2 separate regions of the Homo sapiens genome follow, and region 2 is linked to region 1. A link is an interaction called in ENCODE POLR2A ChIA-PET data of the cell type or tissue named here. Cell type or tissue: HepG2. All regions are shown on one strand.

What was found. Peaks named below come from ENCODE experiments on the same cell type or tissue, not always from the same donor. Only the 100,000 strongest peaks of a DNase experiment are listed, where the experiment ranks them.
Region 2: POLR2A ChIA-PET joins it to region 1 with 5 read pairs; 10 of 35 experiments call an interaction of 5 or more read pairs at or near these places.

The regions. Positions count from the first base shown.
Region 1 is chr14:102,535,233-102,543,232 of GRCh38, forward strand. It overlaps MIR4309 (microRNA 4309), which reads left to right and starts at 4,412; the gene lies at 4,412-4,494. In HepG2, a CTCF peak has its summit at 6,672; DNase peaks (open chromatin) are centred at 3,939, 4,069, 4,909 and 5,549; H3K4me3 peaks cover 3,313 bases.
Region 2 is chr14:102,598,334-102,606,333 of GRCh38, forward strand. The region is part of intron 2 of RCOR1 (REST corepressor 1); the gene reads left to right. Among named protein-coding and RNA genes, the nearest start is that of RCOR1, 9.7 kb to the left of the region's middle. In HepG2, no CTCF peak of the experiment used is centred here; a DNase peak (open chromatin) is centred at 3,276.

The sequences.
Region 1 (8,000 bases):
CCTGTAATCCCAGCTACTCGGGAGGCTGAGGCAGGAGAATCATTTGAACCCAGGAGGCAGAGGTTGCGGTGAGCTGAGATTGCGCCACTGCACTCCAGCCTGGGTGACAGAACAAGACTCTGTCTCAAACAAACAAACAAAAAACGATCTGTCCTCTGGTGACACGGGAGCCTGGATGCCTTGCTGGAGTGGATAGTCTGTGGCTCGGGGGAGACTCTCTAGGAGCCCCCAGGCCACCCTGTTCCTTCCTGCAAGGCTACTTGCTGCCCTGACCCCTCTGAGGGGCAGGCAGGGAGGGGAGAGGCACTGGGGAAACTGCAGGGGGATGTGGTTGTGATCCAGGCCTGTGGAGGGAGTGCTGGGGAAGGGGAGACTTCAGCAAGGGCAGATGAAGCCTTGTTTTTTCCTTTTTTCTTTCTTTCTTTTTTTTTTTTTTTTTTTTTGCGATGGAGTCTCGCCCTGTTGCCCAGGCTGGAGTGCAGTGGCGTGATCTCAGTTCACTGCAAGCTCTGCCTCCCGGGTTCATGCCCTTCTCCTGCCTCAGCTTCCCAAGTAGCTGGGACTACAGGCGCCCACCATCACGCCCGGCTAATTTTTTGTATTTTTAGTAGAGACGGGGTTTCACCCTGTTAGCCAGGATGGTCTCGATCTCCTGACCTCGTGATCCACCTGCCTCGGCCTCCCAAAGTGCTGGGATTACAGGCGTGAGCCACTGCTCCCAGCCAGATGAAGCATTGTGACTCTAGGGCATGTAAATTCCCTGGCAGCCAGGCCCTGGGAGCACCCCTCCCCTCCTGTGCCCTTGACACCTACCTCAGTGAGGCAGCCCCAGCAGCCGGGCAGTGGGCGGCAGAGAAGGGTGTCCTGGGACAGAGGTTTTCCTAGTCTTTCTTCAGAATGGAGGAAGCCCCTGGGGTGCCTGGACTTCCTGTAGGACCCAGGGAAGAAAGATGGCCATTCTCCCTGTCGCGTGATGGGGGCTCCAGCTGTTTTACACAAGAAGACATATAACTTTCATGGTTAAGAGCAGGGGTTCTGGGCCTGATGGCTTGGGTTCGAATCCCGGCTCCTATGCATGCCAGCTGTGTTACATACTTCTAGACAAATTACATAACTTCTCTGTGCCTCACTTTCCTCCACTGCAAAACGAGGAGTCCTGAGCAGGTGAGATCCCCTGACAGCTCTCGGGACAGCTGGAGTGCTCAGTGAAAGCTCTTCGTGCAATCACTGCGGAGGGTGACCAGGGACATCGATAGGACGCTGGAGGGATTACCCTATGTCCCCCGACCCGCCCGACTACAACAGCCTTGCAGATAAGCCACGAGCCTGCCTGCTCCTCCTCGTGAGTTGGAGACAGGAGAGGGAGCAGAGTTCAGGGGCTTGTTTCTTTCTTTCTTTTTTTTTTGAGATGGAGTTTCGATTCTGTTGCCCAGGCTGGAGTGCAGTGGCGCAATCTCGGCTCACTGCAACCTCTGCCTCCCAGGTTCAAGTGATTCTCCTGCCTCAGCCTCCTGAGTAGCTGGGATTACAGGCCTGCGCCACCATGCCTGGCTAATTTTTGTATTTTTAGTAGAGACAGGGGTTTCACCATGTCGCCCAGGCTGGTCTCGAACTCCTGACCTTGTGATCTGCCCGCCTTGGCCTCCCAAAGTGCTGGGATTACAGGCGTGAGCCACGGTGCCTGGCCAGGACCCTCCATTTCTTTTTTTTTTTTTTTTTTTTTTTTTTGAGATGGAGTCTCGCTCTGTCACCCAGGCTGGAGTGCAGTGGTGCGATCTCAGCTCACTGCAAGCTCCGCCTCCCGGGTTCATGCCATTCTCCTGCCTCAGCCTCTCGAGTAGCTAGGACTACAGTCGCCTGCCACCACACCTGGCTAATTTTCTGTATTTTTAGTAGAGACTGGGTTTCACCGTATTAGCCAGGATGTTCTTGATTTCCTGATCGCGTGATCCTCCCGCCTCGGCCTCCCAAAGTGCTGGGATTACAGGTGTGAGCCACTGCGCCCGGCTGGACCCTCCATTTCTAATAAGCTCCTGGGAGAGTCCTCCCTGGTGCTCTGAGGGTGACTGACCGGCAAGGCACTTCTGGGGCCCCTAAGCCCTCCAACCTCAGCTGCTGTGGAGAGCTGACCCCCAGGGGAGTACGTCAGGGTGCTGGGTGGGGCACCAGTTTCAAGGATGCCCAACACAGCCCTCCCCTTGGGGCTGCAAGGCCCTGGGACCAGCGGCCCAGCCCTGTCCCCAGGCAGGTCCTCAGACCTAGGACCACAGGGGGGTCTGGGGCCCAGGCCAAGGGCAAACCTGCTGGGATCTGAGCCCCTCTTGGTGGCTTCCTGGTGTGTGCACATCCTTCCCCAGGCAGGAGAGGAAGCAGGGCCAGCTCCTTCTCCTCCCAGGGCAAGACCTGAAGTCTCTGTTTGTGTGTCTGTCAGACTTGCTGTGAGGGCCACAGTGTCTCCACTGAGGCCTTATCCAGCCTCCAGGAGGTCCCATTTTTCAGGGAAAGGGCCTGCTGCTGAAGGCTGTCACTCATCTGACTTCAAATCCCAGCTCTGCCACTTCCAGGCTGTGTGACTCCAGGCAAGTTGCTTAACCTCTCTGTGCCCACTACTTCTGTAAATGGGGATATCATGGGATTCTCGTGAGCTGTGAATAGCATCTGTTGATGTGTTTGTTTCTGTGCATTCAGACTTTCCCTCTTTCCTCAGGCACTTGCCGGGCAGCCTTCTGTGCCACATCCCTGACCCTGCCCCAGGGCACACCAGCTTCAGTGACAGGGATGGCTGGTGAACAGGAGGCCCAGGCCTGCTGCTCTGGCCGATGTAAATCCAAGGAGCTGTGATGACGCGGGAGAGGGGCGGTTTGGGAAAAAATGTGTGAAGGATGCCCCCGTGGGAGCAGGAGCCCCACTGGCAGGGGCAGGCCGGGGGTAACTCAGCCACAGGGAAGGGGCCCAGCCGGGGCTGGAGGGAGGGCCACCTGCAGAAATGAGCTGTGGGGGGGCGAGAAGGGCAGGCAGCTGGGGCTGAGGAAGACCAGCCCCCAAGACACCCATGGAGAAACTGAGGCAGAATCTGTACTTGGAGCCAGCCACCGCTCTCCACTGGCCCACACTGCTGTGATCCTTCCCACGCTGCGCGGCTGGCTGGAACCCAAACCCCCCACAGCGGGCCTGGCCTTCAGAGCTGGTTCCAGATGTTTAAATACCCAGCCTTCACCTCCCGTCACAGACACTTCCACTGGAAGGTGTTGGTGCCACATCCCCAGTGCTGCCAGGCTAATATGGGGTGGGGGCCTTGCAGCCCCAAGGGGAGGGCTGTGTTGAGCGTTCTGGACACTGGTGCCCCACCCAGCACCCAGCAGGGGCACTCTGCGCTGTGCTGCCCCTCCCCAGCTGCCTGGGCCACCAGTTCAGGAGAGCTCACCCCTTTGCAACCTTTCCCAACTCAATGCCACGCCAGGAAGTCAGGAGGGGGATGACCCTGCCACACTCTGCCCCCCAGCTCCCTTCCCACCATGCCCCGGGACCAAGACAGGAGGGCCAGCTGGGCCCAGGGCACTTCGCCAGTATCATCGGGTCCTCACCACAGCCCTCAAGGGGGTGTTCCTGTTCCACACACAGAAGACTGAGGCCCAGGGATGGGACTGGGTCGTGTGAAACGCCAGGCCATGCCCGGCCCCGCAGAGTCCTGCGTAGCTGCCCGGCCGGCCCAGGGCTCAGATCCCCTCCTCCAGGCCTGGCCCCAGCTGCTATTGGGGCCCACTGAGGCCTACTGGATCCTAACTGGATGCAATTAGGACATCACCTGATGCCCCTGTCAGGGTGGCTCCTCCCAACCGCTAGAGGACTCAGGCCAAAGGCATTTGGGGTGCAGCCCCCACCCTGGCCCTGGTGGGCCGGAGTCATGCTCTATGTGCCCCCCAGCTGTCCAAGCAGGGGTGTACAGAGACTCTGGGGTGGGGTGAGGGTGAGAGCCTGAGAAGGCTGTTGCGGAGGACACACCGGAAACTGTCACCAGGCCCTGCCCTCAGCCGACCCGGGCCAGGGCCAGGAGGGCCTCCTGGGGGCCGCCATCTTTCTGTTCTGGGAAGGCCAGGCTGGGGGTGAGCTCCATGGGGCTCCTGTGTCCTCATCCATTGGTGGGATGCGGCTCCCTCCCGGGGACCTCTCAGGGCACTGATAAGAGCCACCAGGACTAGGTTCAGCCCACAGCAGGTGGGATGCACCCGCCCCTTGGCGGGCCGGGGGTGGAGACCGGGAGTTTCTGGAGAAGGCCTTTCAGATTCTGAAGGCAGGCACTCCATGCCCCATCCCTGGAGCGCGAGTGACAAGTGTCTTTGTCACAGAAGGACAGAAAGGCCCTACGTGGCCCCTGAGCAGCTCTGGGGAACATTCTTGGTCCGGGTTCCTGTCTGGGGGTTCTGGAGTCTAGGATTCCAGGATCTGGGTTTTGAGGTCTTGGGTTGTAGGGTCTGCGGTTTGAAGCCCCTCTTGTAACCCAGGACAGAGGTGAAAGCAGTGGGGTGGACTGGGCAGCCCCCAAAGTTCAATGGACCTAAAGTGCTGGTGCTCAGCCCTGCCCAGGCAGCTGGCAGGTGGTCCAGAAACCCCTCGTTCTATGGAGACTGAGGCCCAAGTCTTTGGAGGTGGTCAGGGGTCTGTCCCAGAGCACCTTTGGGCGAAAGGTAGGGGGAAGACCACCCAAGACGACCCTCCCCAACACCAGCAAGGGAGCCCAGCATCTCCTCTGAGGCCACTGCCCTGTGGGTCCAGCCTCTCTGGGCTGGGTGTGTGGAGGCCGCTCCTATGGCGGTGTGGGCGGTGCAGCTCATTCCCCCGGGGCTCCCAGCCTCCCACCCCCATCCGGCCTCCTCCTCCAGAGCCTGGGGACTGGTGGATGCCTGCCAAGAACGCCCACAGCCTGCCAGGATGCGCAGGAAGCACACACACGCCTAATCCCACCCCCATTGTCATAGATCCCTCTTGATTCTGGGCCTGTCTTTCTGGGGGAAACTGAGGCCCAGAGGGATTGAGGGCCCCCAAGGTCCCCGAGTCTCCAGGTGTACCTTGGAGGCTGTGCTTTAGTGGGGCCTCCCCCGGCCTTCTTTGCAGTCCTGAGTGTGTGAAGGGGAGGAATCGGGGGCTGCCAGGCCAGGAGCCAAGGCCGGGGGTGGGGAGCAGCTGGCAGGTGTCCCGGCAGGAGGCCCGGCTAGGGGAGACCAGAACTCCTCTGCTCCTCCCTCCCAACGGCTTCCCACCCCACTCTACAGCAGGCCGCTGGCAGGCCCGGAAGGGCTTGGGAGCCGGAGGGTGCTTGCCGGGGCTCCTGAAGGCCTGAGGAGCTCCTGAGGGACTGGAGGCTTCGGGCCTGGAAGGCTGGAAGGCACTGGCCCTGCAGCTTGGTTCCCGGGGCTCCACGTGTCTGAATGCAAAACAAAGGCGGCTCACAATGAGAAGGCGGGTGCTGGGGATCTGCCCCCGTCGTGCATGTGTCACCACACGGTGTCGAAGCGGACACCTGCCTCCGGGATGAGCGCATTGGGCAACACTGCATGCTTTGCATTGGGAACATGTTTGTGTGTGTGCGTTGGGGGTGTGTGTGCGGTGGGGGGCTATGGGCTGGGATGTCCCTTGAGGTGATCAGCTCTCTACGTTCCGCACACACAAACACACAGTGTGACTGAGACACACATGTGAGTATTGAGATCTCCAGGGCTGACTTCCTGCCGGAAGCATGCCCTGGCCCCCGTCACCTTGTGTGAAATTCCTCCACCTGAGCACCTTCCCGGTAGAGCCACGCGTTGCCTGTGATGGAGGGGCCATGACTAACCCAGGCACTAGGCCTGGAGGCTGGGCTGGCTGCGCTGTACAGTTGCAAGGACCTGCCAGACAGCTCTGTGGACAGAGCCTCCGTCGGGGTTTCACCACGTTGGCCAGGCTGGTCTTGAACTCCTGACCTCAGGTGGTCTGCCTGCCTCGGCCTCCCAAGGTGCTGGGATTATACGCATGAGCCACAGTCTCGCTCTGTCACCCAGGCTGGAGTGTAGTGGCACAATCACAGCTCACTGTAGCCTCGACCTCCTCAGCTCAAGCGATCCTCCCACCTCAGCCTCCCAAGTAGCTGAGACTACTACAGGTGTGCACCACCACACCCGGCTAATTTTTTAAGTTTTTGTAGAGATGGGGTTTCGCCATGTTATCCAGGCTGGTCTTTTTTTTTTTGTTTTGTTTTGAGACGGAGTCTAGCACTGTCACCCAGGCTGGAGTGCAGTGGCGTGATCTCAAGTTGCTGCAACCTCCACCTCCTGGGTTCCAGCGATTCTCCTGCCTCAGCCTCCCGAGTAGCTGGGAGTCCAGGCACCTGCCACCACGACCAGCTAATTTTTTTATTTTTAGTAGAGACGGGGTTTCACTGTGTTAGCCAGGATGGTCTCGAACTCCTGACCTTGTGATCCGCCCACCTCGGCCTCCCATTTACAGTAGACTGTTTTCTACTGTAAAAGGCTTTTTCAATCAACTTTGGTATTAGGTGTCTATTTACTACTGCATAGTCAATTACCTCAAAGCTTAGCAACTGAAAACCAAACGCCATCTCGCAGCATAGGTGGGTTAGAAATTCAGAAGTGGCCCAGCCCATGGCTCTGGCCCAGGGTCTCCAGCAGGCTGCAGAGGGGACAGCAGTGACTTGGAGGGATTTCTTCCAAGCTCACCCACAGGGGGAAGCCTTCAGCTCCTGGCCACCTTCGCCTCTCCGGCCTGGGACAGCTGACTCTCCCCAGGGCAAGAGAGCAAGAAGGGGGGGCCACCACTACCCAAAACAAAAGTTGGTCTTTTTTTGGCCAGGTGCGGTGACTCACGCCTATAATCCCAGCGATTCTCCTGCCTCAGCCCCCCGAGTAGCTGGGAGTCCAGGCGCCTGCCACCACGCCCAGGCTGATTTTTGTATTTTTAGTAGAGACATGGTTTCACCATGTTGGCCAGGCTGGTCTCAATCTCCTGACCTTGTGATCTGCCCATCTGAGCCTCCCAAAGTTCTGGGATTACAGGCGTGAGCCACTGTGCTGGGCCATGTGGGTCGTATTCTATTCCTAAGTCACCCAGTCCTACCCACACTCAGGGAGTACACAAGGGAACAGACAGCAGGAGGCAGGGATTGCTGGGGGCCTTCCTGGAGGCTGAGTATGATGAGCGCCCGGTGAGGAGTCCTACAAAGTTGGTAAGGGGTCCGCTCTTGGAATGGATCGTAGTCATACTCGAACACTTACTCTGTCCAGGCACTGCTCCAAGAACTTTATGTTGAGCCCTCACTACCACCTTGGGCTCGGCATGTGAGCCTCACTTTACGGAATAATAAAGAGAAGAGAAGTGGCCAGGCACAGTGGTTCACGCCTGTAATCCCAGCACTTTGGGAGGCCGAGGTGGGTGGATCGTGAGGTCGGAGTTCGAGACTAGCCTGGCCAACAAGGTGAATCCCCGTCTCTACTAAAAATGCAAAAATTAGTGGGGCGTGGTGGCGGGCGCCTATAATCCCAGCTACTCAGGAGGCAGAGGCAGAAAACTGCCTGAATCCAAGAGATGGAGGGTGCAGTGAGCCAAGATCGTGCCACTGCACTCCAGCCTGGGTGACAGAGCGAGACTCTATCTCAAAAATAAATAAATAAATAAAATAAAAAAAAGAGAGAGAGAGGAAAAGTGTCTTGTTCTCAAATCCCTCAGCCCATAAGAGCTCTGGAGCTGGCTGGGATTCCAGTCTACATGGGTTTGTACCCAAGGAGGAAGCTGGGCTGGGCAGGCTGTGCCTCAGAGCCTGCAAGATATGGCACTATGTCCCCCATGGGAGCTGATATTGGATCAGTTCAGGAAAAGGTGACATCAGAAGAGGCTCTGTGGGTGCCCTAAGCCAGGGGTGGAGGGCAGAGGGTTGGGGAGAGGAGCTCACCCCCAGGAGAGGGTTTGGAGGTTAGACAGAAGAGGGCTAAGGTCAGGGACCAAGGGCTCTG
Region 2 (8,000 bases), 63 kb after region 1:
TAAGACTATCTGATATTTCCTATGCAGTTCAAAGGAAGATTTAATTCTGTCATGCCTTACAAAGAGTGAATGAGGTGGATAGAGCACGTTAGTCTTAAAATCCTGATTCAGTTCTTTTTTTTTTTTTTTTTTGAGACGGTGTCTCGCTCTGTTGTCCAGGCTGGAGTGCAGTGGTGTAATCCGGGCTCACTGCAAGCTCCGCATCCTGGGTTCATGCCGTTCTCCTGCCTCAGCCTCCCGAGTAGCTGGGACTACAGGCGCCTGCCACCACGCCCGGCTAATTTTTTTGTATTTTAAGTAGAGACGGGGTTCCACCATGTTAGCCAGGATGGTCTCAATCTCCTGACCTCGTGATCCGCCCGCCTCGGCCTCCCAGAGTGCTGGGATTACAGGCGTGAGCCGCCACGCCTGGCCCTGATTCAGTTCTTATAAAATAATTAATACCTAGATTAGATCGGTGTAGTGTGGCATTGCTTGGTAGTTAGAATACCATTTGTGTTTACACTGAAATAAAAAGTTTTACCAACTTTTAAAGAGTTAAAAAAAAAAAGAGTTAAAAACCTAAGTGCAGCCCTACACTTTTAACTTAGGCTTTGTTCTTACATGTGTTGTCCAGACTGCCTTTCCATGCTGTCTGCCGCAGATTATGCTGAGTTGTCATTGGTTTCTTTTAATATTCAGTAGTTACAGAATAATAGGGTAAGAGGGGGGATGCTTATCTATCCTACCTCTGGTTGGTTCTTTCCTACATAAGCAAAGCATCACTTATTTTGAAATGAATAATGTTTTTCTTTCCTTTTTTTTCCTTTTTTTTTTGAGATAGGGTCACACTCTGTCACCAGTATAGTGGTGTGATCATGGCGGCAGTGAACTTGAACCTCCTGGGCGCACACTATCCTCCCATCCATACTTTACCTCGAAAGTAGCTGGGACTACAGATGTCCACGACCATGCCTGACTAGTTTTTTTGTATTTTTTGTAGAGACAAGAGTTTTGCCACGTAGTCCAGGCTGGTCTCGAACTCCTTGGCTCAAGCCATCTGCCTGCCTTGGCCTCCCAAAGTGCTGGGCTTACAGGTGTGAGCCACCGTGTTCAGCCATTATTATTACTATTTTTTAATTTTTTTTATTCTCTTTATACACGTCCTTGGTGCTTCAGAGGCGTACATTGTTAATGATGAATATTTTTGAGATAGTGGCCCTTTAAAAAAGCAACCTTTATTTTGAATGTTTAATCCAATGTATTTAATCAGATCTGAAAATTTGTGGTTGTCATTGGCTTAACTGTCACTTCAGAGTTGACTTCTGTCAGAAAACTGTGTTATGTTTTCATGTGGAATAGGTAATTTTACTGAACAGGGTGTCTTGATATGCCTTTCATTTGTTTTCACTGGTGATTCTATGTTCTGCTTTTTTTATGCTTTAGATCATTGTAAAAAAAATATGGTGAATGCTTTGTGGTTTTGTTTTGTTTTGTTTTTTTTTTTTGAAACAAGGTCTTGCTCTGTCACACAGGCTAGAGTGCAGTGGCCCTGATGTTGGCTCACTTCAACCTCTGCCTCCCAGACTCAAGTGATCCTCCCCCCTCAGCCTCATCAGTTGCTGGGAATACATGTGCACATCACCACGCTTGAGCCCAGGCTGGTCTCTAACTCTTGTGCTCAAGCAGTCTTCCTGCCTTGGCCTCCCAAAGTGCTGGGATCACAGGCATGTGCCTGGCAATGCTTTGTGATTTATTTATTTAATTATTATTATTATTTTTTTGAGACGGAGTCTCGCTCTGTCACCCAGGCTGGGGTGCTGGAGTGCAGTGGCGCGATCTCAGCTCACTACAAGCTCCGCCTCCCGGGTTCACGCCCTTCTCCTGCCTCAGCCTCTCTGAGTAGCTGGGATTACAGGCGCCCACCACCACGCCCGGCTAATTTTTTATATTTTTAGTAGAGATGGGGTTTCACCGTGGTCTTGATCTCCTGACCTCGTGATCCGCCCACCTCGGCCTCCCAAAGTGCTGGGATTACAAGCGTGAGCCACCGCGCCCAGCCAGTGATTGATTGATTGATTTTAGTTTTATTTTTTATTGTATTTTGAGACAGAGTTTTGCTCTTGTCACCCAGGCTGGAGAGCAATGGTGTGACCTTGGCTCACTGCAACCTCTGTCTCCCAGGTTCAAGTGCTTCTCCTGCCTCAGCCTCCCGAGTAGCTAGGACTACAGGTGTGTGCCACCATGCCCAGCTAATTTTTTTTTTTTTTTTTTTGAAGACGGAGTCTCACTCTGTTCCCCAGGCTGGAGTGCAGTGGCGTGATCTCAGCTCACTGCAAGTTCCGCCTCCTGGGTTCACGCCATTCTCCTGCCTCAGCCTCCCGAGTAGCTGGGACTACAGGTGCCCGCCAACACGCCTGGCTAATTTTTTGTATTTTTAGTAGAGATGGGGTTTCACCATGTTAGCCAGGATGGTCTCGATCTCCTGACCTCGTGATCTGCCCGTCTTGGCCTCCCAAAGTGCTGGGATTACAGGCGTGAGCCACCGCGCCCGGCTGCTAATTTTTGTATTCTTAGTAGAGATGGTATTTCGCTGGCTGGGCATGGTGGCTCACACCTGTAATCCCAGCACTTTGGGAGGCCGAGGCAGGCGGATCACTTGAGGTCGGGAGTTCAAGACCAACCTGGCCAACATGATGAAACCCCTCTCTACTAAAAACACAAAAATTAGCTGGGCGTGGTGGTGCATGCCTGTAATCCCAGCTACTCAGAAGGCTGAGGCAGGAGAATTGCTTGAACCCAGGCTGCAAAGGTTGCAGTGAGCGTAGATGGCACCACTGCACTCCAGCCTAGGTGACAAAGTGAGACTCTGTCTCAAAAAAAAAAGACGGGGTTTCACTATGGTGGCCAGGCTGGTTTCGAACTCTTGACCTCAGGTGATTGACCCGCCTTGGCCTCCCAAAGTGCTGGGATTACAGGCTTGAGCCACCGCACCCGACCAAACACTGATTTAATACTAGGCAATATTTGCTTCAGGTACAGCTAAAGCCTCATTCCCGCCTTCTTTCTTCATTAATTCACAGTTGGTTTATATTATTTCTGTGATAGTTTGCATCTTCTGAGAAGCAGATGACAAGACAGAATTAGATGTGCAAGAGGTTCATTAGGGTATGCTTGTGAAGGATAAAGAGAGGAAGGAGGTGTAGGTGGCAAGAGCCTTTACACTGGAAGCATGTGTGACACCTGTGAAAGAAGAGAGGGAAGGAATGATGATTAATGATTGATAGAGGAACCTCAAACTGCAGTGCAGCTTGCAGTTCAGAGAAAATCTCAGCCAGAGTAGATTGTTAGAAGAGTCTGTTGGGCAGGAATGGTCCTTCTTTGTGAACATCTGCTGTGTTCAGTCATTGGCTGGGAGCAGCCTAGAGTAGCCTAGCCTTGGTATGGGTGCTGTAGTAGATTTCTGGTAGCTGGGGCTGTCAGTTAACTACACTCCTTGCAACATTTTCTCTCTTGAAGGGAAATCTGAGTGGCACACTCAAGGCTGTCAGAATTCCCATACGTGTTTTTGTACTTAAATACATGTGTGTAATTCCAGCACTTTGGGAGGGTGAGGCGGGAGGATCACCTGAGATCAGGAGTTCGAGACCAGCCTGGCCAACATGGCGAAACCCCGTCTCTACTAAAAATATAAAAATTAGCTGGGTGTGGTCGCGGGTACCTGTAATCCCAGCTACTTGGGAGGCTGAGGCGGGAGAATTGCTTGAGCCCGGGAGGCGGAGATTGCAGTGAGCCGAGGTTGTGCCACTGCACTCCAGACTGGACGACAGAGCTAGACTCCGTCTCAAAAAAAAAAAAAAAGTGATAATATGTTTTCTTGTTATTGTTAGTGTTTTTGTAAATGGAATAATCTATGCTATTCATGTACTTTTATGCTTTCCAAACAAGTACATTTCCACTAGCAAGGTAAACAACTTTGTTTTCACCTTGTCTTCGTCATGGTGTTAGTTAGGTTATTAATTTTTTTTAAATGCTATCCTTTAATGGCTTATATTAGCATTTTTTTCTTTTCTTTTCTTTTCTTTTTTTTTTTTTTTTTTTGGAGATGGAGTTTCGCTCTTGTTTTGTTCCCCAGGCTAGAAATGCAGTGACGCAGTCTCCTCTCACTGTAACCTCCGCCTCCCCGGTTCAAGTGATTGTCCTGCCTCAGCCTCCCGTGTAGCTAGGATTACAGGCATGTGCTACCACGCCTGGCTAATTTTAAAAAATATTTTTAGTAGAGAAGGGGTTTCACCATGCTGGCCAGGCCGGTTTTGAACTCCTGACCTCAAGTGATCTCCCGCATCGGCCTCCCAAAGTCCTAGGATTACAGACGTGATCCACTGTGCCTGGCCTCTTCTTTCTTTTTTTGTAGACTTGATATCGTTCTGCCTCTTAGGCTGGAGTGCAGTGGCATGATCACAGCACACTACAGCCTCAGCCTCCAGGGCTCAAGTGATCCTCCTGTCTCAGTTTCCTGAGAAGCTGGGACTACAGGCATGAGCCAGTATGCCTGACTGATTTTTGAACTTTTTGTAGAGACGGGGTTTTGCCAAGTTGCCCAGACTGGTCTCCAACTCCTGGGCTCAACCAGTCCTTCTGCTGTGTCCTCCCAAAGTGTTGAGATTACAGGCATGAGTCACTGTGCCTGTAATTAAGTTTTCCAATTAATGATGAGGTTAAGTGTCTTATGTTTTTAATTTTTAATTTTTAATTTTTTTAAGACCTTTTTTTTCCCCTTTTTTGAGATGAGTTCTTACTCTTGTCGCCCAGGCTGGAGTGCAGTGGCGTGATCATAGCGTACTGTAGCCTTGAACTTCTAGGGCTCAAGTGATCTTCATACCTCAGTTTCTGGAGTAGTTTGGACTACAGTTGTTCACCACCACACCCAGCAAAGAATGTGACAAAAAGTACTAAGTGTGTTTTAGCTAAGTATCGATAAGAAAAGAGTGTCTTTTTATTTATTTTTTATTTGTTTATATGTACTTTTTGAGACAGGGTCTGGCTCTGTCATCCAGGCTGGAGTGCAGTTGTGTAATTTTGGCTCCCTGCATCCTCAGCCTCTCAGGCTCAAGTAATCTTCCCACCTTGGCCTCCGGAGTAGCTGGGTTTATAGGCTCTTGCCACTATGCCCAGCTAATATTTGTATTTTTTGTAGAGATGGGGTTTCAGGTTTTGTTGGTCTTAACCCTGGCCCAGGGGTGTCTGTAAATTTTTTTTTCTTTTTTTTGCCACTCAGTTTCCTCCTGTGAATGTATCTTTCTTTTGCTATTTTTCTTTTTTTTCCCCCTTAGGGTCTTGCTCTGTTGCCCAGGCTGGAGTGCGGTGGCTTAATCTCAGCTCACTGCAACCTTCATCTCCTGGGCTCACATGATCCTCCCACCTCAGCTTCCGAGGTAGCTGGGACTACAGGAGTGTGCCACCACGCCTGGCTAATTTTTGTGTTTTTTTGTAGAGACAGGGTTTCACCATGTTTCCTAGGCTGTTTTGCTGTTTTTCTATAGGGTGTTGGTTTTTATAGGTTTTGGTTTTTTGTATGGATTTGTGTGAGTTCTTTTTATTTATATATTTGGATATTCTTTGTTAGAATTGCACATATGTTTTTTGTTTTTTCTTTAATATTATGTGTGTTGCGGGGAGGAGGATTGAGTTTATTTGACTAGGAAGGGATAAAAATACATTCCTGACTGGAGACTGTACTCAGAGATTGGTCTTGGTGTATACCCCTGATTTCTAAGATGAATGTTACTGAGAATTGACAATTTTTTTTGTTGATTGTTGTGTTTCCACTAAGTTATTCATCTCATTTTGGCCTGCTATTAGCTAGTTGACCCAAATCACAGTGCTGGATGACTTGAAAAGCTCTGATTTAATTTTTGCCTAGTATATAGTTATAGTAGCATATAGGTTAAAGGTTAAAGTTACAGCTTTGATCCTATAATGGTCAGTTAGTTTCCCACGAAAGGTTAAAATGCTATAGACTAAAACTAACAGCTGTCTTAGGGATTTGCCACTCCTTATAAGGCAATGGGTAGTGTGTGGATAGGGAGGTACAACTTGTCATCACTAACAAAACCCTCGAAAGAATGATCTATCCAGGTTGCTTACTCTGTGCCAGGCTAGTTTTAACACACATCAAATCATTTGACCCTCACAACAGTCATATGATGTAAAGTTACTATCTCCATTTTCCAGATGAGGAAACAGAGGCATTGAGAGGCTTAGTCTTATGGTTGAACCTAATAACTTGCCGTGGTAATCCAGTCCGAGAGGCCCTCAGCTGTAAGAGGCACCTTTATTTTATGTTTCAGTAAGAAAGGAAAAGGATCAACAAGATAGACTGTTAATTTTAAGTATTATAAGAATTCTGATTTATAAGTATAATCAGAATTCAATTTAGTGTATTTTAGAGAGGGTCAGCCAGAATCCTCTTTAAGAGAAAACACTTAGGCTGGGTGCAGTTGCTCACTCCTGTAATCCCAGCACTTTGGGAGGCTGAGGCAGGTGGATCTCCCAAGGTCAGGAATTCAAGATCAGCCTGGCCAAAATGGTGAAACCCTGTCTCTACTAAAAATACAAAAAATTAGCCAGGCTATAATCCCAGCATTTTGGGAGGCTGAGGCGCGAGAATTGCCTGAACCTGGGAGGTGGAGCTACAGTGAGCCGAGATCGTGCCACTGCACTCCAGCCTGGGTGACAGAGCAATATTCCATCTCAAAAAAAAAAAAAAAAAAAAAAGGAAAAGAAAAAACACTTAGGAGCAAGACTTTATTGGATCCATTGATTAGTTGTTTCCATGTGGCCCCAGGTGTTGGGGAATTTTATGTTTCGGGTTGCCAGAGCCAACTTGTAGTCCAGTTACATTCCTCTTCTTCCTGGCAGTGAGAACACCGGTGAAATGGGAGGTGGTTAGCTTGGTTGCCTGGGGACAAATTGGACTGAGTTGCTTTATTCCTGCATGTATGTTGAAATAGTCATCTTCACAACTTAGAATATAGTTGGAGTTTTTTTTAGAAGAGCCATTTATTTTGATGGTGTGACTGAAGGCTATACATACAGTCATGTATTGCAAAACAAATGTCATTTTGGTCAAGGACAGTGGTCCCATAAGATTATAATGGAACTAAAAAATTTCTGTCGCCTAGTAACTTCACCTTGTCTATAGTGCAACAGCGTGTAGCATTACTTAGGTGTTTGTGTGGTGTTGGTGTAAACAAACCTACTGCACTGCCAGTCTTACAAAATCTAGCACATGGAGTTATGTATAGTACATAGTACTTGGTAATGACAATAACTGTATTACTGGTTTGTGGATTTACTATGCTATACTTTGTATGGTTATTTTAGAGTGTATTCCTACTTATAAAAATTATCAGTTTGCTGTAAAACAGCCTCAGGCAGGTCCTTCAGGAGGTATTCCAGAAGGAAGGCATTGTTACTCTAGAATATGACACCTCCATGGGTCTTATTGCCTCTGAAGACCTTCCAGTGGGACAAGGAAGGTATGGAGTTGGAAGATGGTGATATTGATGATCCTGACTGTAGGCTAGGCCAATGTGTGTGTCTTTGTGGTTTTTTTTGTTTTTGTTTTTGAAATGGAGTCTCGCTCTGTTGCACAGGCTGGAGTCCAGTGGCATGATCTCGGCTCACTGCAACCTCTGCTTCCCTGCTTCCAGTGATTCTCCTGCCTCAGCCTCGTGAATAGCTGGGATTACAGGTGCGCGCCACCATGCCTGGCTAATTTTTGTATTTTTAGTAGAAATAGGGTTTCATCATATTGGGCAGGCTGGCCTTGAACTCCCGACCTCAAGTGATCTGCCTGCTTCGGCCTCCGAAAGTGCTGGGATTACAGGCATGAGCCACCGTGCCCGGCCTAATTTTTGTATTTTTAGTAGAGACGGGGTTTTGCCATGTTGGCCAGGCTGGTCTTGAACTCCTGACCTCAGGTGATTTGCCTGTCTTGGCCTCCCACAGTGCTGGGA